Linked DNA regions of Mus musculus: all the other regions are linked to region 1. Evidence: chromatin loops called from intact Hi-C (ENCODE). Cell type or tissue: left cerebral cortex. All regions are shown on one strand.

Region 1 (8,000 bases):
GGCTGCACTTCCTAGGTCGAAGCTGCTGGCTGTCTGTGCCTGGCACTGGTGGTGCTGACCAACATTCATCTAATGGGTAAGTAAGCAGATTACTGCAGCACACCTCTATAACAGCTTCAGTGTACATAGACCAACATTAATCTCCTGTAGCCCATTAGTCTCAGCAGATTTATGGGTGTCTCTACTGCTTCTCAGCTTCTGACTGACCTTCAGTAGTAGCCCCAGATCCCACACAAGCCAGGGATGGTCAGACTCTGTCTCAAGGAAAAAGAAATCTATCTGTATGGTGTGTGTGTGTATCTGAGTGTATGCCACCCTTACTGGGTGCCTATGGAGGCCAGATGAAGGCATCAAATTCCCTGGAACTGGCGTTAGTCCCACACCCTACAGGTTATTTATTCTTTGACTGCCATATGCCAATTAGTGGACACACCAACTAAGTAAGGGGCTGGAGAGTTTCTTCCTCGTACAGAGAGCTCAGGGTTCCATTCCAGCCCCAACACTGCAGCTCACACCTTTCTGTAACTCCAATTCCAGGGGATCTAACACCCTTTTCTCCTCCTTGGCCACCTGCACACATATGGTGGACAAACATACATTTACGCAAAACATTCATATACATAAGAAATCTAAGAAATTAAAAATAATAATTTTAAAAAGTATTTACTAGGGCTGGTGAGATGGCTCAGTGGTTAAGAGCACTGACTGCTCTTCCAAAGGTCCTGAGTTCAAATCCCAGCAACCACATGGTGGCTCACAACCACCCGTAATGAGATCTGACACCCTCTTCTGGTGCGTCTGACATCAGCTATAATGTCCTTATGTATAATAATAAATAAATATTTTTTTAAAAAAGTATTTACTAGCCAGATGTGTTGGTACATGCCTGCAATCTCAATACCTAGGAAGAAAACTGTCACAAATTTAAAGCCAGTAAGTTTGAGGTAGCCAAGTCTACACAGTAGAGACCAAAGAGGAACTAGAGATGAAGCACAATTGGTAGATTTCTTGCCTAGCATGCACAAAGCTTGTGGGATTGATCCTACACACACACACACACACACACCACACACACACAACTACACACACAACCATACCCCACACCCCACCCCTCCCCCCCCCACACACACACACACAGAAGTGAGGGATTAATTTGAGGGTCCGGGATATAGTTTAATTAGCAAAGCATTTGCCTAGCTTGAACAAAGCCCTGGGGTCATTCCAACAATCCTTAAATCCAGACAAGAAGGTACATGCCTGCAATCCCAGTTCTCCGAAGGCAGAGGCAGGAGGGTCAGAAGTTGAATAATTCAGTCATTCTTAGCTTCAAAATGAGTTCTAGACCAGCCTGGTCTGTTAAGTGCCTGTCCTTAAAAATGGGTAAGAAAGGGTCTGGTGAGATGGCTCAGCAGTTGAGAGCGCCCACTGCTCTTCCAAAGGTCCTGAGTTCAAATCCTAGAAACCACATGGTGGCTCACAACCATCCGTAACGAAATCTGATGCTCTCTTCTAGAGTGTCTGAAGACAGCCTACAGTGTGCTTACATATAATAAATAAATATTTTTTTAAAAAATGGGTAAGAAACAGGTGTGGTGGTGCACACCTTTAATCCCAGCACTCAGGAGGCAGAGACAGGAGGATTTCTGAGTTCGAGGTCAGCCTGGTCTACAAAGTGAGTTCCAGGACAGCCAGGGCTGCACAGAGAAACCCTGTCTCGAGAAAAAAAAAAAAAGGGTAAGAAAACAGAATGTAGCTTAAATTGATAGAATGCCTGAATGCCTATCACACACAAAGCCCTGGATTTAGTCCCCATGTGCATACCTATGATCTCAGCCCTCAGAGGAAGGCAAAAGATCAGAGTTAAAGGTCATCCATACTTGACTACATAGTAGGTTTCACACTAGTCTGGGCTTTGTGAGACCCTGTCTTGGCAAAGGAGGGCAGAGAAGGTTACATTGCATCATATACAGTATAGCATAATACTACAATATACAAGATCTGAGACTATTTAATACATAGGAGGCTTATTCAGGTATGGAGAGATGGCTCAGGAGTTAAAACCACTTACTGTTTGTTCTTGAAGAGGATTCTAGTTTAATTCCCAACATCTTATCTTGTGGCTTATAACTACTTCTAAGACCACCTCCAGGGAGATTCATTACCTCTGGCCTTCGCAGGTAGCCACACGTACCTGAGCAGACCCAGACATGCACATATACGAAATTAAAAGGGGCTGGACCAATGGCTCAGCAATTAAGAACACTGGCTGCTGGCACAGACTTGATGCACCAGAGAGAGGGGATACGCAGGGGTAACCCCACACTCTCAGAAGAGAAGGGGAGAGGGATGGAAGGAGACTCTGTGAGGGAAGACCAGAAAGGGGGAGGGGCAGCGTTTGGGATATAAATAAAATAAATTAGTTAATTAAAAACAAAAAGATCACTGGCCGTTCTTCCAGAGGACTAGGGTTCAGTTCCCAGCACTTACAGGGCAGCTCACAACTGCCTGTAGCTCCAGTTCCAGGGGATCTGACACTCTCACACAGGTGTACACACAGGCAAAGCACCAATGTACATAAAATAAAAATAAATCATTAAAAATTTCAATTAAAAGTAAACTTTTAATATAAAAACAAGAGCCTCATTCACCAAACACAGGTCTTTCAGTCTGAGAGGTACCAGCCACTCTACAAACATCAAGTGGTCACTCTACAGCCCTTCACAAGGCCCACAACGTCAGCCAGTTTTTCTGATGCACTCATTCCTCTGGCTTGGCCTGGGATTGATCCAGCTCTACAACAGCTAGCTCTGCAAGCTCTCTAGCTTTTCTTGCATCTCCATGACTGCGGGTTCATGAACATAACTGGTTCAACAGACTGTTTGATAGAGATATACAGTCACCATACTTTTGTTGCTATAGTCGCTTGAATATGGCAGGACAACACCTGGGGCCACTTCCAGAAAATCTACTTGGTCCTTGGTATCACCAGCAGTACACTGATCTCTCTGTCTGAATTAAAGGCCAGAGTAAAACTATTGCTTGATAAGACAGCAAGTATCAGAGACCTGGAAAGGGCCTGCCAATCCAGTTTTGAGACAGGTTCTTTTATATTCCAGGTTGGCCATGGTCCATAGTAAGCTGCCAAGGATGACCTTGAACTTGTGAGCCTCTGACCTCCCCCTCCCAAGTGCCAGGGTTACAATATACCATCATGCCTCTGGAGCATCCTAAGCACCGGAGATCCAAACCAGGGCTTCATACCTAGCAGGCAAGCACTACACCAAACAAACTACATCTTCAGCACCCATTCATACTTTCATAGGCTCGTCTGCACTTTTTTGAAAGAGCTGGGTGCATTTAAACGTCCAAACGTAAAATGTATTAAAAGTTTGAATTTGTAGCCAGGCTGTTGTGGTGCACACCATTAGTCCCATCAGAGACAGGACAATCTCTTAGGTTTAAGAGCAGCCTGACCAACAGAGCCAGTTCCTGGACACCCAGATCTACACAGGGAATCTGTCTTGGTAGGAAATGGGATGAATTCATTAAATGTTTAAAACAAGTACCTCTTGTTAACTGACCATTATGAAAACCACTTAAGAGGCTAGCGAGATGGCTCAGTGGGTAAGGGTACTGACTGCTCTTCTAAAGGTCCTGAATTCAAATCCCAGCAACCACATGGTGGCTTACAACCACCCACAATGAGATTTGACGCCCTCTTCTGGTGTATCTTAAGTTAGCTACAGTGAACTTATGTATAATAAATAAATCTTTAAAAAAAAAAAAGGGGGGGGGAGAAAAACACTTAAACTCCTAAGTTGGAGGAGATACTTCATATTAAACAGCACCTTAAGAAGTCAGGTATAGGGCTGGAAAGAGGGCTCAGCAGTTAAGAGTACTGATTGCTCTTCCTGAGTTCAATTCCCAGAAACCACACGGTGGCTCACAACCATGTGTAATGAAATCCGATGCCCTCTTCTAGTGTGTCTGAAGAGAGCAATGGTGTACTCATATACATAAAATAATAAATCTTTAAAAAGGGGGAGGGGGGCTGGCGAGATGGCTCTACTGGTAAGAGCACTGACTGTTCTTCTGAAGGTCCTGAGTTCAAATCCCAGAAACCACCCGTAATGAGATCTGGTGCCCTCTTCTGGTGGCGTCTGAAGACAGCTACAGTGTACTTATGTATTATAAATAAATTTTAATAAAATAAAAATAAAAAAGTCAGGTGTTGTAGCCCAGCGTTTAACCCAGTACTGAAAGGCAGGACCTCAGTGATTTCAAGGCCAGCCTGATCTAGACATCTGAGTTTCAGGACAGCCAGGGCTACATAACAGAGAAAGTGTATCTCAAAGACAAACATATTAGGAAGGTTCTGCAAGCTCCTTATAGGAAGATACCTGGTAAACTGTGTTCAGTCATGGCCTACATAGAAACTCAGGTCCCAAAGGTTGTCTCACTTGTTTACAGGGAACAAACTAAAGCAGGTGACAGAATGCCTACAACTGCTAGCATAGATCCCTACACACGCATTATCTCCTTTAACTGAGACACTGAAATTAACCACTGCCTTTTTCTGTACTTATTTTTTTTTCACTGCATATAACTGTAAGATTGTCTTGCTACAAGAGCTGGGCATGGTGGTGCACGCCTTTAATCCCAGCACTTGGGAGGCAGAGGCAAGTGGCTTTCTGAGTTCGAGGCCAGCCTGGTCTACAGAGTGAGTTCCAGGACAGCCAGGGATACACAGAGAAACCCTGTCTTGAAAAACAAAACAAAAAGAGATTGTCTTGCTACTGATCCAAAAGCTCAGGGGGAAGTCTTAATGCCTCTCTCTGCTCCTCAGCCTTCTACCCAAACTGGTATGATATACAAGACAACATAAACCGCCAGGCAATTTGTCCCAAACAAGAACGTGGGCCAGGTGTCTTACAGGGCACTTAGAGTGTGAGACAAATACAATGTCTCCAGGGATGTAGGCTACTGGCATTGCAAAGACCAGCTGGCACGGTTCAGCATCAGCCACACTTGGGCCAAGTCCTTCCTCAACAGCACCCTCTTTTCTAGCTAAGTCCTTTTACAATGCTCAAACCCCTTCTATACTTGTAGGCTGAATTGCTTTGTTGGGCCCATTTCCCAGCTTTAAACCATCTTTGGAGGTAACAAGTTGACAGGACATCTAAATAACAAGTGCAACTTTCTGTCTTCAAACAAAAGAAAGTGGGGGCAGCGCTGCTGGCCTGGATTCCCTGAAGGCCACCTGGCCACTCTATTTCAAGTAAGACTTTCTGAAAAATGGGACACCTCCTAAAACAAGGTGGTGAGTGGTGTGGCCAATTAAAGGCTACAAGGAGGCCGGGTGGTGCTGAGCTAGGACATCAAAGTCTGTTTTAAACTTGTCCACAACGTGCACACATTTATCAAATGAAAATGACAGGCAAACATGAAGATTGCAAAGCATTTATTTGAAAGGGATACATTTTATCAAAGCCCACTTTTCGCTTTAAAGGCAGTTTAAGCGGTTCATTCCCACATGGTCTTCCCAGGCTTCTTAAAATGTTCTTTATCAACTACTCAAGCCTGTAATTAAAGCCACATTTTTAAACTACAGAAACGAAGGAGCCTCTTGAACCATGTCCTAAATCTTACTGCCAAACATAACGTCACTAAAATCACTCAGTGGTATTAAATAGGAGCGACAGTCGACGAGAGAACCCGCCGAAAAGCTAAGTCCATCTTTGCTTTTACTGGACATCCAAAAACAAAGCCAAGTGGGCAGCAAAAGCCTCGCCGGTCACGGCACAGCCCAGTGGCCCAAGTTCCAGCCCAGGCCACCTTCTGGCCCCTCACTGGGCCCACTTCCTTTGTGGCCCCAGGCCGGCGCGCGGGGAAGGCGGGCCCCCTGACAGGCCGTCTGGAGCAGGCCGGGGGCGAGCGGCAAAGGGGACGCCCCCACCGGAAAGGCGCGGCACTTCCTCCGGGAGCCGCAGGCCCACCTGACCGCTGTCCCTGCCCGCTCAGCCGCCCGCCCGCCCGCCCACCCCGAGGGACCCCCACCCCACGCCCCGGCCCGGCGGCAGGACGCGCCGGTGAGCGCTCACCTTCTTGCCCTTCTTGCCCTCCTCCTCCATGTCGCCGCGTGCGGCCCCCGCGGCCCGCCCCGGGAGCCCCACTGCCAGCGGCCGCTACATGCTCGCTCTGGGCCCGCCACCCCCGCGCTCACCGCGCCGCCGGCCCGCCCGCAGTCTCCGCCCCGGCCGCGCCCCACCCGCACTTCCGGACCTAGGGAGCCCGCCCACTCCGGAGACCCCGCCCCCTCACGCCCCGCCCACTGCCTCGGCGCTCCCGCACTTCCGCCTAGAGGCACTCGCTGGGCCCAAGGAGGGCGATACCAAGAAGGGCGATTCCCTGTTTTTCCCAAAGCCCCTGAAGAGACCCAGGGTCACCCCGGGCCCCTCCATGCCTCCTCAGGGCGGGAGGAGCACACCTGCCTACCCCAGTCCTTCCCATCCCCTCTGGAAAGGCGCCCCAGTACCCCCCCCCCCATCCCTAGCTCTCCCGAACCCTTCAGGGCCGCGCGGGAGTGGCTCCAACTTTTCAATTCTGCCGCCATCTTTAGGGTGGCCGACTTCCCAGCCTGCCTCGCGATTAGGGAGGCGGGCCACATGCCCCTGGGAAGGGACAGAGTCAGTCTCCAATCCGGGTTCTGGGCGCGCTGCCACTTGGCATCCCTCTCTTTTTACTCTGAGCCACAAGGAAACCCTTTTCTAGTAACTTTCTATTCTGGCTGGGCGTGGCGGCGCACTCCTGTGTAATCATAGCACCTGGCTGCTAGAGACAGGAAAATGAGTTCAGGATCAACCGTTGGACCAGAGTCTCATAAAAGAATCCAAAAATGTACAATAGCTGCCAACAGCAACCTTCTAGGTAGTGTATGCAACCTGTTGTCTGTATGGGTTGTCCTAAAACATCTTGAAGATAGTATTCTGGCTGGGCAGTGGTGGCGCATGCCTTTAATCCCAGCATTTGGCAGGCGGATTTCTGAGTTTGAGGCCAGCCTGGTCTACAGAGTGAGTTCCAGGACTATACAAAGAAAACCTGTCTCGAAAAAAAAAAAAAAAAAAAAAAAAAAAAAGCATTCTGATGGATATTCACATTCCTGAGTTTATGGTGTTTCTAATCTAGGCTTCAGCCACCCACACACAAATGCAAAGGTGCTTTTGGGAAGCTGGAAGGTATAAGGAAATCAGGGTTCACAATGGCCAGGTCATCATATCCATGCTCTAAGGCTCAAGTTCAACTTCCTTCGCCTCCAGATCTACACCTCTAAGAAGAAATGTTTAATGAAAATAAAATTTAAAACATGATAGCTGAGAGGCAGTTCACAGGGTATGGCTGTGGGTTCCCTGGAAAGTTATGGACCCTATGGTCCACCCAAGCCTCTATGTTCACTAATCTCACACCCAAGCCAAAACTATGTGTAATGTGTGTGTGTAAAATTTTAAAGCTTTATTCTCTCCTACCCTTGGTACATCAGGAAGGTAAAAATTACAAGAGCACGGGCATTCGGGCCCTGCCAGAGTAAAGTTATAGATTTTTTAAAATTATTTTTATTTTATTTTCATTTGTGTTTTGCCTGCATATGCATCTATGTGAAGGTGTCAGAACTCCTGGAGCTGGAGTTACAGATGGTGGTAAGCTGCCATGTGGGTGATGGAAATCGAACCCAGGTCCTTTTGAAGAACAGCCAGCACTCTTAACCACTGAGCCATCTCTCCAGCACCTACATAGTTAACAGACATCATATATAGTTACCACATTCACAGAACAATTTCAGAGGATCAGGTGATTTTTCAAAAGCAAGTTGGCACCCCAACAGGTCTTTGTTTTGCTGTTATGCCAACCCACAGTATGGAATTTACTGATCCTAAACTAATACTAAACTGGGCCATGGTGGTGCATGCATTTAATCCCAGCACTTGGGAGGCAGAAGCAGGCAG
Region 2 (8,000 bases), 48 kb before region 1:
TGCAGAAATAGCAGAAGAGATCCTAACTCTAGGCCTAGAGTCTGAAGCTATGAGGACACCTCCTGATCAGCAAGCAGCTCCAGGCCCCCAGGTGGAGGAAACTCCCACAGTGACCCCTTGGGTGGGGAACAAAGTTGACCTGGTTGTAGAACAAGTATCCAAGGCTCTTCCTGAGCCCTGCCAGGAGGGGATAAGCACCACCTTAGGCTGTAAGCCCCTCACTGCAGAGGCAATTCCAGATCTGCAGGAAGGAGCAAGCCCCAGCTTGTGTCCAGTCCTTCCTGAGAAGAAGGAAGAAGGCCAGGGCCTTCCCTCGACACTGGAGTATGTGGCTGTGGCTTTAGAGGGGCCCTGGAAGGCTGAGGGAGGTGTCACAATACCGCAGGACCCCCTTATGACATTGCCCCCACTCTTGCAAAGTACAGTTCCCACCTCAGGCCCAGAGTCTGTGGCGGTAGTCGCACTAGAGCCCCAGCAGAATGAAGGGTGTGTCACAGTACTCCCTGATGTCCCCGTGGTATTACCTCCATCCCCACAAAGTGTAGATCCAAGCTCAGGTCCAGAGGCTATGGCCGTGGCTACATATGAGTTCCAGCGGGCTAAGGAAGGTACCCCAGGACTCCAGGATTCCCCTGTGGCCGCATCCCCAGCACTGCAAGGCCCAGATCCCACCTCAGAGCCAGAACCTGAAGTTGTGGTCACCTCGAGGTCCCAGCAGGATGAAGGGATTGTCACAGTACCCCAGGAGTCTCCTACAGCATCATCTCTAACCCTACAAAGCTCACATCCCACTTCGGACCAAGAACGCGAGGTTGCTGCCACACTGGGACCACAGCAGGCTGAGGAGGGCGTCACCATACCCCAGGTTGCCCCAGTAGCATCACCTTCATTGCTGCAAGGCTTAGAGTCAACCTCAGACCTAGAATCTGTGGTTGTAGGCACACCGGAGTCCCAGCAGGATGAAGGGATTGCCACAGCAACCCAGGACACCCCTGTGATGGCACCTCCACCCCTTCGAGGTACAGATTCCACCTCGGACCCAGAGCTGATAGCTCCAGACACCTCTCAGGCCCTGCAGAGAGAAGCAGGCCACACCCCAGGGACCAAGCCTTCTGTCTCTGAGGCCCATCAGGAATTGGGTGTGGCCTCAGGACCAAGGCCAGTGCCTAAGGAGGGGGATGCAGAGCCTCCTCCACACTCAGCACCCCCAGCTTCAAACCAGGCCCAACAGAATGGCTCAGAGCCAGGTTACAAGAGTGACAGCTTTGGGGCTCCAGAAGAGTCAGATTCCACTTTGAGCACAAAGACCTCTGAGCCCACATCGTGCATGGGGGAGAAAGTAGCTGCGAACATGTCTGCACCCAAGCAAGGAGCATGTCTTGAAGCCCATGATGGGGTCAAGACCCACTCACCTCAAAGAGAGGCCTTGAGGTCCAAGAACAAGCGTGGTAGAGGCACCAAATCACCAGGGCAGGGAAATGGGCCCAAGTCAGCAACATCCCAAGGTGCCGTGGAGACTTGCAGGGCACATTCTGCTGCTCGCTCTGAGGTCAGCCAGCCACAGCTGAGAAGCAACGAGGACACCTCAGGCCCCAGGCTGCCTGTGGCTGTATCTGTACAAGCCAGGCTAGGTTCCTGCCCAGGGTCCCCAGCGAGAGCCACATGCACACTGAGCAGGGTCTACGCTGAAGAGACTAGCAGGTGTGCACCACCCTTCCAGCATCTGGAGCCTATGCTGGGCCTGGGCAGTGCTGAACAGCCCAAGGTGACCCCTGGTATCCTTAATCTTTCCCCAGACAACTCTGCTGGTGACCTGCTCACCACATCTCAGAATAGGTTTCTGGACCCTGACCCTGCTCCCAGTACCCTCGACAGGGCATCCCAATCATCCCCGGGGCCTCCAGACCCCTGCCTGTGCCCCCCTCCCCAGAAAGCCTCTGAGGAAGAAGAGAAGCCCCCAGCCTCGCGTGGCCCGATGCCTCGGGCAGGAGCCCAGGGAGCTGCCGCCATCACCACCTCAGGATCCACAAAGCCTCCGGGAGCCCGGCAGCGTGTCAGCCTCTCACCTCACTCCACCCTCAACCCCAAGGTGGCCCCCACAGATACCAAAGACCTGGCTTGCATCATCTCAAGCCCCTGCCAAGTGCCTCCTCCCTCTGGGACCCAGAACCCATCAGGGCCTCGAGAGTTCCCAGCTCTTGAACAAAAGGATGAGGACAGCCTGGAGGAAGGTAAGGGGATGGGTGGGGGGAGGGGTGTGTGTGTGTGTCAGTGCTTGGGCCAGCTGGACTCTTCCCAGGGGGACACTAGAGGATGGGACTGGTGGACCCTCTGCATAGTAAGAGGCCCTCATACCTCGCCCCTCCCCCAGACGCGCAGAGGGCCCCAGGCTCCGGCCAGCGTTGGGAGAGCCACGGGGAGTCGTCCAGTGAGCTGGATGAGTACCTCGCCCCTCCCCCAGACGCGCAGAGGACCCCAGGCTCCGGCCAGCGTTCGGAGAGCCACGGGGAGTCGTCCAGTGAGCTGGGTGAGCAGGATCTCTCACCTCAGAAATCGCAGTGCCCGGCACAGGTGCTGGCCCCAGAACGGGGTGGGTCTCTCTGGGTGAGCATCGGCCCAGCTCCTACAGATGCTTAGCCTCCGCCTTCCTATAGGGCCCGGCAGGCAGCAACGAGGAGACCATTGCCAAAGCCAAGCAAAGCCGCAGTGAGAAGAAGGCTCGAAAGGTCAGCTGAGAGCCCCCCGAGAGGACTCTGGGAGAGGACATATATAAAGGGAGGCACCCTCACTAATGCCCCTCAAACCCGGTAGCCAGTGAAATACCTATCCCTGCAGAGGGTAGCAATCTAGTAACCCCTCCCTCCCCTAAACCCTGGAATGTCCTGAGGAGGCCCTTATAGAGGGGAAGGGCAGCCTTCCGGTCCCCAGAAAGGGCCTGAGTCTCCTGCTCTCTGCCTCAGGCAATGTCAAAACTAGGCTTGCGTCAGATTCAAGGAGTCACCAGGATCACCATCCAGAAGTCCAAGAATATCTTGTTTGTCATTGCCAAGCCGGATGTCTTCAAGAGCCCCGCCTCAGACACCTACGTGGTCTTTGGCGAGGCCAAGGTCTGTCGTGGCTGTGAGCGCGATGTGGTTTGGGGGAAGGGCCCCCGGGGTCAGTGAGCTCTCCTCACACAGCTGTCTGTACTGCAGATCGAGGACCTGTCCCAGCAAGTACACAAAGCTGCAGCAGAGAAGTTCAAGGTGCCCTCAGAGCCCTCAGCCCTGGTCCCTGAGCTGTCACCTGGGCCCCGTGTGAGGCCAGAGTGTGAGGAGCAAGAGGAGGAAGATGAGGAGGTGAGACCTCGAGGCTCCAGACACTTGGACGGGTGCCGGGGGCGAGGTGAAGGTTAGGGTAGGATTTTACCCTGCCTGGGCAGCACCCTGCTTCAAGGGGTCTCAGGCAGCTTAAGCCACCTCCTTATTCCCTTCCACTAGGTAGAGGAGGCTGGACTAGAACCTCGTGACATTGAACTGGTGATGGCCCAGGCCAATGTGACCCGGGCAAAGGCTGTGCGGGCCCTGAAGGACAACCACAGTGATATTGTCAATGCTATCATGGTGAGCACATATTGACTCCTTTTTCAGCCCAGATGTCTCTAGGGAGGTCCTTCGCAAAAGACCCTCTGCTAACATGACGCTTGCTTCTTCTGCAGGAACTGACAATGTAGCTGCTGACTGGAAGCAGGGGCGTCCTGCCTCTCCTCAGCTCTGCAGCTCAATAAAGCCGTGTCACATGATCACCCTCTGGAGTCCCCTCAGTTCTGTGGTATCATCTCATCACCCCTAGGTGTCTCATCAGGGCCTTTGATGTCTGGTCACTGCCCTCTAGTGTCCCTTGGTGTCTCCTCATCCTCACCCTGTGGCCCTGTCATCCCCCGGAGTCCCTTCACCTCTCTTTGGCAGCGTGCCCATGTAACCCCTGTCCCGGCTGCCCTGGTCCTTTACTTCCACATGTACCCCGCTGGTGTCCTGGTGGGGTCTCCACTTCAAGGAGAGAATTAGCTGCATGTAAATCGAGAGAGCAGCCAACAGTGTCTTGACTGCCTTGCCTTGGCCTAGGCTCCCATGTCTAGACCCAGGACAGGTGACAGGAGAATTCTGTCAAATACTGTCCTGAAGCCACAATACTGCTGAGGAAAGCATTCATGAGATCCCAGGGACACTGTGGCTTGTGCTGGATACAACTGAGGTGTTCAAAGAGCCCCAAGGGCTCTGCCACAACCATCCCAGGCCTTCTGTCTAGTACACAGAGCTTCCTCCCCAAGTATGGGCAACAGAGGCACGTGACCAGTCTCCTCGGCCTAGCTTTCTAGGGCAGGTCACTGACCCCAGGTCACGTCCCTCCTCTCCTGGTAGCTAGGGGGCTTCACAGGGACTAGAGGGTAGAGGCCAGAATGAAGTTGACAGGAAGTGAGGAGCTGACTGGCAGGGGACAGAGTGAGGGCCACAGGACCCACATCAGCCTTCCAGCAGCCCCGACTCTCAGCTCGTAGGCTGCCCTCTTCCTTATACAGTGCACTTCTGACCATCAAGGAGGCTTAGGGACAGGGACAGAGCATGGGACTGTCCTTGGAATAATCTATACACAGAATGCATAGATCAAGGCAGCCCTGGCGTGTACGAGATACCAACATGCCTGCTCCTGTCCCTTGTCCACAGAGCCAAAACAGAAGTACCAGTCATCTCTTCTACCCCAGCCCAGGATGCTATGGGCAGTCATGATCCAGTAGACAGGGGCCAGAATAGACCCCTCCCCACTTGTGACAACATGGCTTTCAACCAATTAGAATAGGAAAAAAAATGCTTGACAACTGGAGATTAAATTATTCACATTGCAGTAAACTTGTTTTTAAGGTCTCTGAGAAGTAGAAGAGGAAAGTCATGTGCAAATATCAGCTGTCCAGGGCCAGGCCGGCAGGACTGGCTCCCCTGCCAGCTGCCCCTGGCCCTCCCCGAGTGGGGATATGCTACAGGCATTGCTGAGCCCCTGAGGAATAGGCACAGAGGTTTCTGCCCTGTGGGGCACATGTCCTGTGGCAGCTCTCCACTCCTTCACAGTAGAGGACCTGGCCACCAGAGCTACCTTTCTCTTCAGCCCCTCCCTAGCTCCAAGCTGGGAAAGGCTGGCACTCAGGTCTGGGCACTCCTCCCAGGAAGGCCTGGGATGGCTGTGTGAGACAAGTGTGTGCTGTCCCGCTCCTTCACGCTGAGTCCTGGTCCATGCTGCAGCCTAGCGCTTCAATATCACTACTGATGTCTGAAATCATGCGGTCCCACTCATCCCCCTCTGAGGGCGCAGAGCGGTCATCAGGGCTGCCTGTGGTCCTGTTCCCATTGATGGTGGATGTGGAGGTGGTACTCAGGGCACGACGATGCCTACCAAAGCTGTCAGTGATGATGCCACGGCCGTCTTTCACGCCAATGGTCTCCAGGAAGTTTTCAAAGTGCTGACTGTCCTTCTCAGGTATGAAGGGTCTGAGACCTGGCAACACACAACCCGAGAGTGATACCTCAGAGTGACTCCTCAGAGTGACACCCCAGAGGGGCTCAGGACCCCAACCCCAAAGTGACATCTCAGAGGGGCTCAGAACCCCCACCCCAGAGTGACACCTCAGAGGGGCTCAGGACCCCCACCTCAGAGTGACACCTCAGAGGGGGCTCAGGACCCCAACCCCAGAGTGACACCTCAGAGGGGGCTCAGGACCCCAACCCCAGAGGGGGCTCAGGACCCCCACACCACACAAGCTGTGCCCTGGAGCCAGGTTTAATTAAACCTGACTGACAAGGGCCCCAGCTATGAATAGCTTGCCTTCTATCAATCTCACCCTCTAGCTTTGAGGCATGGCATCAGCCATCAGACCCTCGAAGCCCCTATCTAACAGGACAGAATGCAAAAGCCACAAAGCTATTGGCAATGAGGTCTGTCTTCAGAGCCAGGACTCATGCCGAAACCAGTCCTACTCAGGAAGACCATTATCTCAGAATCCCAAACCTTGATGTGGGCAGGCAGGCTGGGCCCCCACCCAGCCAGGATAAGGGTTTCATGAACACATCAGATGAGTTTACAGACCGCATTCTCCTGAGGTGGAGCCTTTAAGAGAACCCTGACATATCATGTTCACTACTAATTTCAGAACGCAGGAAACAGAAGCTAAGGCGCTCAAGGTCACCCTCCCCTACACAGAGAGTTTGAGGCCAGCCTGACCTGCATGAGACTCTGTATTCCTACAAAAGCCTGCTTAGGTGGGGGCCAGGAGGTGGTAGAGAGGCCTAGAAACAGTGCCAGACACAGGACTCTAAGCAGCAGGTATCCACAGCTCAACTTTCTTCCAACCTACTTTTTCTGAGATTCTTACTATATAGCTCAAAGCTAATCTTGAACTTGCTATCCTCCTGCCTCACGTCTCCTAAGTGCTCAGATTACATCTGGGTCCTGTCGTGCCTGGCTCTGTTGCCATTTCGGACATAGAGGTAGCAGCCGAGAACAAAATGGGAAGAAGCTGGCTTCAGGCTTCTGAATGTTCATTCTGGGCTAGATGCCAGGGACCTGGAATGTGAGCCTTGCTGGGTACCTGATCCTGCAGGGAGTGAGGTGCTCAGACTACGTCTAGTCTCTAGTCCTTCCTCACCACAGACAGCCCCAGGTAGATGCTGATGCTGATGCTCACCGGGCCTATACAACATAAGACCAGCTGGCCTCCCTGGTTTACTAGAGCACAGGAAGACCCTCAGAGCTTTCTGTGAGCTGAGCCATTCACTGTTCTGACTGCTGGAAGCAGGGGACGACACAGAGGGGAGGCTGATGTGGCAGCACTGTTCCTTCCACCGAGGCTGTTGTGGCAGCCTTACACCGAGACTGGCAGTGGCTCTGAAGGATGTGCCAGGCACTTTGTGAGTCTTGCACAAAGATGTACAAGAGAGGCGCCTTCTGTCTAGTTGGTGTCTTTGCTTCTCCACTCAACAAATTTCTACCTGTTCCCCAAAACCCACTGACAAAGGTACCCCCTTAAAGAGCCTGGACTCTTGCCAGCAGCACAGTTGAGATCTGATGGTTTTGTTTAGACTCAGTCTCAGGGCCTTCTCTCACTTCCTGGCAGAGCCCAACCAGCTCAGCTCAAGGCTCAGGCTCTGAGTAGAAGGAGAAGGGCCCTTCCAAGTACCTATGCCAGTCCTGCAGCCTCAGCCAAGCTATGATGAGACCCATGGGATGGAGCTCCTCCCTTCTGGACTCTGCACATTCCCAGAGGGGACCAGCGGCCCTCCGTGCCCCACTCACCAAGTAGCAGGAACTTGCGGCTGTCCCCATAGAGCTGCCGCAGGCTGATGCAAAACTCATGGATAGAGGCCCCATTGCGGTACTCATGTAGCAGAGCTGCGAACTGCTGGATCTCCTGTGATGACAGCTTCGTACGTAACTGTGAGGGAACAGAAGTGCAGAGTAAGGAGGGCTTAGTGTGGCCTTGCTGTAGAGGTAGAATGCCACCATGTGTCTGTCATCAGGGCCAACAGAGGAGCTACACAAGGAACCAGGGCAAACACAGATCTGCTGTCTTGAAACAAAAGGTTCCTCAGTAGGGCTAAAGAGAATGAAGCTAGCTCTGCGTGGAACAGCAAGGGTACACAGGGTGACCTGGGGGTACACAGAACCAGAAGGCTGACTTCAAACAGAGGCATCAGGCCCAGGCACCAGCAGAGCTGCTGTTTCGAATCAGTACCAGCATGGTCCAGACCAAACAGCCTAGCACCAACTCAGGCCCCCAGACCTCCCCCGCCCCCCCAGACCCAATAGTAAAGCCAGGCGAGTGAGGAGGCCACTGCCTACCGTGAGCATGTAGTCCTGCAGCAGTTCCGTGGCGCTGGTGCTCAGCTCGCTCTCACTGACAGTCTTGCTATGGGGTGATGTCTGCATGCAGAAGGGTAAGGGCGGCAGGCCTCCCACATCCCCAGAGTCCGGGA
Region 3 (8,000 bases), 84 kb after region 1:
GGAAAGTCCAAGAAAATGAGCAGGGGCATACTCTGAGCATGGTGTATGTGGGAATTTGGAGGTTTTGTAAAACCCTTTTCTCCAAGCCCATGTCACTATCCATTGAACCAAAGTCCTCAGGAGTCTGGAAAGTCGGGAGGTTGGGCCAAAAGTCTAGAAACTTGGCTGTAGGTCAGCGTGACACACTTTTTTACAGAGTCTGTGGTTTTGCATATTTTTTTGGCAGGCAAGTATATTTTAGTTATTTTTCTGTGACCTTGATATTTGAAATTAAGATTGTCAGTGTATTTGGACTTTTTTTTTCCCCTGAAGTTAGAACAGTTGTATTAGGCATTTACTCTTGTGAATCTTTATGCAGATGTCTTACCAGTCTTGTGAATAAAGTGCAGATGACATACTTTGTATTGTAGGAATCTCACTGCCCATCCTGTCTGCCAGTGGCTCTGTTAGGCTAGGTTCTTCACTCCAAAGCTGGGACTTAATGTCCTTCTAGTTGGGAATCTTCAGAAGTAATTTGAATGAGTTCAAACCAAATCTTGATAGCAGGAGACAGCTTCCTGGTCTAGATGTACAATTAGCTTAGGTTGGAATTAAAGAGGGTTTGGGAATGTCTTTAGTCTCTGTGTAAATACCAACGTGCTTATTATGCATCGTAAACCAGTGTGTATGCCTGTGTATGGGTCTGTAGAGCTGGTTTCTGCTTCAAGTGAAGCTGCACCTTTGATTTTATAAGGTCCCCTCCACCCGGAACCCTATAAACGTTTGTAAATAGAACACTAAAATTTGTAGCGATAGGATCAATTTGGGAAATATCTGCTGAGAGACCAAAAAGTTCATTTTTTTAAGTACCTTGGTTAAAGAGTAAAGATTATTCCTCTTATTTTTTAAAAGAAGTATGCACTTTAACAAACACAGCTGCATGGGCAATTCAAACAAATCCATGAAGTGCAGTACCCATCCAGAAACCACACTTCCTGAAAACCGTTCAAAGCAGAGTCCAGACGGGCTGGTGATCTCACTGCCTGTAGGTTGAAGCTCAGATTCTGATAAATTGTGAGACAAGCAGGGCTGCTTCAAAGAGCAATGTGAATACAGCCAGAAGCTTCAGACAGGTCTGTAAAATGGCGGGTCCCGTATTTACCACTAACTAGCAAAACTGACAGAAAAACTCATAGAAATAAAGTTAAGAATCCTTCCTGCTGGTGTGCACTCCTTCCAATAGCAGACTTTTGCAAATGGAGTTTTACAGTCTATATTTAAAAAATTGTATGTTTGTAACAAATAAAGTATGCGGAAAAGTGAATGACAGTCTTGTGCCCTTGCCTCTTATTTAAGGGATTGCATGGTGATTAGGGAAGGAACTATTATCATCCTTTGTAGTTCACAAATGGCTGTGGGTTTGAAGAAGTCCCCACTTGAAGTGACCTGAAATCTAGCCATGTTCAGATCATCCGGGTTTCTGTTGAATAAGTCAGAGCAGATTAGAAGGGCTCACAAAAACTTGCTGCCTCAGACGTTCCCTCGTTTACATTGAACTGACTAAGCAGCAAATTAGGCCAGTCTTCTCTTGCCCAAATGCTAGAGGGAAAACAAGAAGATGGTGCTCAGTGGTCTTGGCCAGAGAGTCTCAGTCTCTTTGTTTCAGGAACTGCTGTATCCATATCCAAGGGAATCTTTCTGGGATATAGCCATGGGTACCTATCATACTAGAAATGGGAGGTTTCTTAAGACAGTCATACATATGATCCACTGTCAGAGTAATGACACCATTCCATTTGACTCCTGGAGCACACCATAGACTTCTGGAAGACTAAGTGGACAGTGAACACGTGCTATATCAAGTTTTGTCAGCTGGACTCCTGGAGAAGGTCTCATAATTCTGATCAGCCTGGAGAACTTGTGCCAGACATCAGTCTGTGTAAGTGACATTTCTGAAAATGAAGGGTGGAATTGGGGAAGATGGAAGTTTAGCCAGGAGTGGTGGCACAGACTTAATCTGAGTAGGTAGATCTCAGGTAATTCAAGGCCAGCCTGGCCTACATGACAAATACTAGGCCAGCCATAACATAGTAAGACCTGGTCTCAAAAAAACAAAAAGTTTATTAATCTTATCCACAGAGACCACACTTAGGTGCATACACATAATTTTTCTGTGAATATGCCTTTGTGCAGTCTGGCATTGGTTATTAGGGACAGGGACAGGATAGTTGAGAGAGTTCTGGGTTCTCATGTCCGGGTCAACTGGGCCAGAATCTGGAGACATATGAGATCTGATGTGTGGACCTTGATAAGCTTCCCCAGGGTGGTTTTACTGTGTAGTGAGAGCTAAGAAGCAGTGCCTTGTGGGATCTGAAGGTACAAGGAAGGGGCGATGATTAAAGTCTTAAGGGTTTCTGCCAAAGCAGTCCTCAATGTACAGCTATCCTGAGCCTCCAGCCTGCTATGGTGCTTGCAGAATGATGAGAAAGACGGAACTACAATCCTCCAGCACTGTCTTCAGGTCCTTGGCTAAAATCCCTGGGGTGGGTTTACACAGAGACCCCTTTACTTTGCACTTCAGTTGCCCAAGACCTTGCAGCATGGATTCTGAGTTTGGACCTAGGAAAGAAGCTGTTCTAAGAATCCTTCTGGCAGTGTTGATGCTATTGATTTAAGGACTGAACTTAAAGATGAGATACAGTACAAAGGGGATGATGATTCAGCAGGTAAAGGCACTTAATGCCAAGCCTCATGACCAAGGTTCCATCCCAAGGGCCCACATGGTGGAAAGAGAGAACTGACCTTACTTGTCCTCGGTGGTTCACACTTCCACCTGTGCACCATGGTATATACCCACACACATACACAGAAAATAATAAAACTGTAAAGCAGGTTGTGGTGGAATACCTAATCCCATCTCTTTGGTAGGCTGAAGCAGGAAGATCAACGTAATTTTGAGGTAAACCTGGGCTATATAGCAAGACCATGAATCAAAAGTAAATGGGAGGAGGGGCTGAAGAGATGGCTCTATGGTTAAGAGCACGTACTGATCCGGATTTGACTTCCAGCACCAACTCAGTAGCTCACAACTATTTGTAACTCCAGTTTCTGGGGATTTAGTTCGTGCTCCCAGCCTCTCTGGGTATTACACACAGACACAAGCAGGTAATACACATAAAACGCTTAAAAGATTTTGTTTTTGTTTTTTTTTCGAGACAGGGACTCACTTTGTAGACCAGGCTGGCCTCGAACTCAGAAATCCGCCTGCCTCTGCCTCCCGAGTGCTGGGATTAAAGGCGTGCGCCACCACGCCCGGTTTAAAAGATTTTTTTAAAGCACAGATCAACTGACAGGTTTAGTTCATCCCTAAATCCTCCTAGCATTTGGGAAGCAAGGAAGGTGGATCTGCCTGAGCTTGAGGCCAGACTAGTCTACATAGTGAGTTCCATAGCCTGGACTATGTAGAGAGACCCTATCAAAGACAAAACAAAAACCAACGAAACCCCCTAGATGTATTCAGAGCAGGATCTTTTGGCACACTGAAGCTTCTCAGGGTTGCCAGGCCAACCTAGCTTCCGAGGAAGCACTGAGACTTTTGGAAACGAGAGCCACCTGGTGGTCATGGCCAAAATCTCAGTTACTTCTTAAAAAATATATATTATGTATATAAGCACTCTCTTCAGACACACCAGAAGAGGGCATCAGATCCCATAACAAATGGTTGTGAGCCACCAATGTTGCTGGGAGTTGAACTCGGGACCTCTGGAGGAGCAGTCAGTGCTCTTAACTACTGAGTCATCTCTCCAGCCCCTCAGTAACTGTTCTGAGGTTAGATTATTCATAAGTTCGGTTAATTATTGAGTAGCTATTATATGTTATACTAGATGTAGAAGACATGGCCCACAGTTTGGGTGGAAGTCACGGTTTAGCCAGTAGAAAGCATTTATGAAGCACTAAAATGGCAATAGATGTTGTCATCAACAGCACCATTCCTAACTCAAGCATTGCTCCTTACAAGAGACAGCTGCAGAGAAACTGAAAGAAAGGCATGACCCTGCCGGTGGCGCATGCCTTTAATCCCAGCACTCGGGAGGCAGAGGCAGGCAGATTTCTGAGTTCGAAGCCAGCCTGGTCTACAAAGCGAGTTCCAGGACAGCCAAGGCTATACAGAGAAACCCTGTCTGGAAAAAAAAACCTAACCAACACAAACAAAACACCAGAAAGGTATGATCCCTATACCTGTGACCTGTAAGGATTTAGATCTCAGTGTTAGAGCCAGGCAACGTGAGTCTTTCTCAAAACCAAACTAACCTCAGCGAGAGAGGTTTTTCCAAAGCTCTGTAAAGATGGTGAAGGTAGCAGCTGCTGATGAGTTAGTATACGTCCATTTGAACATTGCCATAGGGTGCTATTAAGTCACAACATTTGACAAGTGGCTATTGCATTTATATGTTCGTTTATTTATTTACTTATTGGGTTGTTTTGTCTTGTTTTGTTTTGTTTTGTTTTGAGACAGGGTTTATCTGTGCAGCTTGGCTGTCCTGAAACTCACTCTGGACCAGGAGACCTTGAAGTCAGGCATCTCTCTGCCTCTGCATCTTGAGTGCTGGGATTAAAGGCTTATACCACCACTGCATGGCTAAATGCACTGATTTTTATCAAGAAAATATGGGCTGGAGAGATCGCTCAGTGGTTACTGCTCTAGCAGAGGGCGTGAATGCAATACCCAGTACCAAACTGGGATAGCCTCTGACCTGTACTCACATGGTCATACCCACACCTGCACGGAATTTTAAATGAGAGCTTTGTGTGACTTTAATCCCAGCACTTGGGAGGCAGGGGGAGGCTGATCTCTGTGAGTTCAAAGCCAGCCTGGTGTCTACATAGTGAGTTTCAGGACAGCCAGAGTTACATAGTGAAACCCTGCCTCAAAATACAAAGCAAAACATAGTCTGCGTGGTGAGGTCAAAGGCCTGAGCACCATCCCACATTTTATCATTAAGCTGCCACAAGACACACAACTCTTACGCAGAAATTAAGTTGAAAAACAATTTCTTGTTCTAAATTCCACTCCAACCCAGATGCAATGAAATTTCTTGTGTCTGTAGAGTTGACAGAAAGTGTGTTTATTACTCTGGATCTGAGAGAACCCATTAGATGCTTGCACCACACAAATCCATTCTCCTCCCTGGAGGCAGACATTTCCCTTTCAGTAAACACATTTATTTAAAATGAGTAAGCTGGGGCTGGAGAGATGGCTCTGTGGTTAAAAATGTTGGTTCCTCTTTCAGAGTTGGATTCCTAGCACCCATATGAGAGCTCACAGCTTAATTTTTAACCATTACTTTTTTTTTTTTTGGAGACGGTTTCTCTGTGTAGTCCTGGCTGTTCTGGAACTCACTTTGTAGACCAGGCTGGCCTCAAACTCAGAAATCCGCCTGCCTCTGCCTCCCAAGTGCTGGGATCAAAGGCATGCGCCACCACGCCCTGCTCACCATTTTTTTAAAGATTTTAAAATTTATTTATGTACATGAGTGCTTAATTTACATGACAGAAGAGAGTGTCAGATCCATTACAGATGGTTGTGAGCCACCTTGTGGTTGCTGGGAATTGAACTCAAGAACCTCTGTAAGAGCGTTCAGTGCTCTTAACCACTGAGCCATCTCTCTAGCTGCCGAGACTCACCATTTTTTTTTTTTAAGATTTATTTTTTTATCATTAAGTACACTGTAGGTACCAGAAGAGGGTGTCAGATCTCATTATGGGTGGTTGTGAGCCACCATGTGGTTGCTGGGATTTGAACTTAGGACCTTTGGAAGAACAGTCAGTTCTCCTAACCGCTGAGCCATCTCTCCAGCCCGAGACTCACCATTTTTAACTACAGCTATAATAAGTTATCATAAGACAACATAAGAGAAAACTGAATAAAGTCTAATTGGTGAAAGGTTACATCTTTACCAGAACCAGGTGTGCCTTAATCCTTCTTACATCTAGATGTAGACTATTTTTACATTAATTGTAAAAATAATTTAGGGGAGAAGTTTCTTTGCAGTCACAACTCTGAAGTCACATGGTTATACAAATCCTGGTGCATTGCAGCGGCAAACATGAAACACACTTAACCTTCTTGTCAGTCACCTAGGAGGACTTATCAGACACCCAAGAAGTAGAGACTAGATGCGTTTCTGTAACATCAGGAGCTCAGCACTACAGTAGGAGGAGAAGCAGTGTCTTTTCCTTATGGTTCCAGACAGCAGGGAAGGAGGCTATGGGGAAGAGAACCGTAATTGTTACAGCTGAGAAGTCACCTTGATGCCACCTTCATTTTTATTATGCATGATGGCGTAGCTGAAGCTCAATAAATCAGAAGTCTGGTTGTTATGGTTGGTTGGTTGTTATGTGGGAGAGTGTTTTTGTTGCTGTTTTGTGTCTTGTTTTTGTTTTTTTAAGACAAGGTCTCTATATGCAGCCTTGGCTGCCCTGGAACTCACTCTGTAGATCAGGCTAGTCTGGAACTCACAGAGATCTGCCGACCTCTGCCTAGGCACAGAAGGACCTCGCAAGCCTCCCCTGTTAGAATCTCATGTAGCCCTGCCTGTCCTAGAACCTGTGATGCAAAAAGCTGGCCTGAAACTCACAGAAATTCACCTGTCTCCACCTCTACATAGAGTGCTGGGACTGAGGCACCATGTTAGCAAAAACTCTTTTAATAATAAAACTTTTCCTCTGCTGAGACCTCACGTGGTGTCCTTGTGTACTTTATGCTGCCTCTGGACTCCGGCTCTTTGTGCCTCAACCTGCCAAGTGTTGGGATTACAAGTGCCATCATGCTTAAGTATAACTCCCATTTTCAACTGGAATTTGCATTTATCACTGGAACTAAACACAATCATAAGGGCTCACATTATGGAATGTTTACATTTTATGAAACTAAAAGAAACTATGAAGACAAATTTTAAATTTTTTTCAAGGTTGGGTGCTCTCTACTAGAAGTCAAAAGATAGTAACCGAAAATGTACGTGCACTGAGATGTCTATATTTTTCAATACAAAATCCCCTGAGAATTGAGTCTTTCCTTTATGTGGAACTTGCTCTGCTGAGGCCCTTCTGAATGGAGGTTTTTGTCTATAAAAAGTATTATATTCTGGGATTTGGGGAAATAACTTAAATGGAAAGGCACTTGCTATGAAACCATGGGAACTTTGATTCTTGATTCCCTATGAAGAGCCAGGTGTGGTGCATTTTGTGTGTGATCCCAACACTGGATAGGTGCATTTCCTTAGCTAGACCATGTAGCCAAATCAGTGAGTGCCATGTCCCAGTGAGAGAATCTGTCACAAAATATAGGGCTGATAGCCTCTGAGAAACATCCAGTGTTGACATCTGGCCTTCATATACAACATATATATGTGCATGTGCACTCAACCCCCAATACATGCATAATGCATACATAATACATATATACATACATACATACATACATACATAAAATATAATATGCAGCTCAGTTGATAGCATGCTTACCTAGCATGCATGATGCCTGGAGTTTAATTCCCTGTATCACAAAAACTGGGCATGGTAGCACATGACTATAATCTCAGCACTTCGGGGACAGAGGCAGGAAGATTAGAAATTTAAGATCAGCCGGGCTGTGGTAGCTCACGCCTTTAATCCCAGCACTTGGGAGGCAGAGGCAGGCAGATTTCTGAGTTCAAGGCCAGCCTGGTCTACAAAGCGAGTTCCAGGACAGCCAGGGTTATACAGAGAAACCCTGTCTCGAAAAAAACAAAACAAAACAAAAAATTTAAGATCATCTTCACTATTACACAGAGCACTCAAGGCCAGCCAAGAAACCCATGTTTAAAAAGTAAATTTTGTATATATGTACACACACACACACATGTATGTATGTGTACCACATGCAGGCCAGATGCCCACAGAGGCTAGATGTCAGATCTCCTGGACTGGAGTTACACTGAAATGAGCAACCACCTGAATGCTAGAAATCAAACCTGGGCTCC

The links. Hi-C counts contacts between places; a loop is a spot of excess contacts. Peaks named below come from ENCODE experiments on the same cell type or tissue, not always from the same donor. Only the 100,000 strongest peaks of a DNase experiment are listed, where the experiment ranks them.
Region 2: a loop joins it to region 1, with 2.1 times the contacts of the local background. A loop is called at or near these places in 6 of 42 quality-filtered maps.
Region 3: it touches region 1 in a loop (1.9-fold over the local background); 9 of 42 quality-filtered maps call a loop at or near these places.

Annotation. Positions count from the first base shown.
Region 1 is chr11:6,545,131-6,553,130 of GRCm38, reverse strand. It overlaps Ccm2 (cerebral cavernous malformation 2), which reads right to left and starts at 6,244. Exons shown (of 10, transcript NM_146014.3): 1 at 6,102-6,244. The coding sequence starts at 6,131. It also overlaps the pseudogene Gm24000. In left cerebral cortex, a CTCF peak has its summit at 4,166 (motif pointing left); DNase peaks (open chromatin) are centred at 5,276, 5,829, 6,338 and 6,690; H3K4me3 peaks cover 1,999 bases; H3K27ac peaks cover 1,851 bases.
Region 2 is chr11:6,593,607-6,601,606 of GRCm38, reverse strand. Ccm2 (cerebral cavernous malformation 2) reads right to left here. Exons shown (of 10, transcript NM_146014.3): 8 at 7,867-8,000; 9 at 7,321-7,459; 10 at 4,846-5,526. The coding sequence ends at 5,246. Nacad (NAC alpha domain containing) reads left to right here. Exons shown (of 8, transcript NM_001081652.1): 2 at 1-2,231; 3 at 2,372-2,571; 4 at 2,655-2,726; 5 at 2,961-3,107; 6 at 3,195-3,338; 7 at 3,480-3,602; 8 at 3,698-3,784. The coding sequence ends at 3,712. Among named protein-coding and RNA genes, the nearest start is that of Nacad, 8.4 kb to the left of the region's middle. In left cerebral cortex, a CTCF peak has its summit at 3,821 (motif pointing left); DNase peaks (open chromatin) are centred at 4,323, 5,230, 6,596, 6,959 and 6 more places; H3K4me3 peaks cover 976 bases; H3K27ac peaks cover 2,299 bases.
Region 3 is chr11:6,460,907-6,468,906 of GRCm38, reverse strand. Purb (purine rich element binding protein B) reads left to right here. Exons shown (of 1, transcript NM_011221.3): 1 at 1-1,308. Among named protein-coding and RNA genes, the nearest start is that of Purb, 11 kb to the left of the region's middle. In left cerebral cortex, a CTCF peak has its summit at 3,602 (motif pointing left); DNase peaks (open chromatin) are centred at 1,010 and 3,581.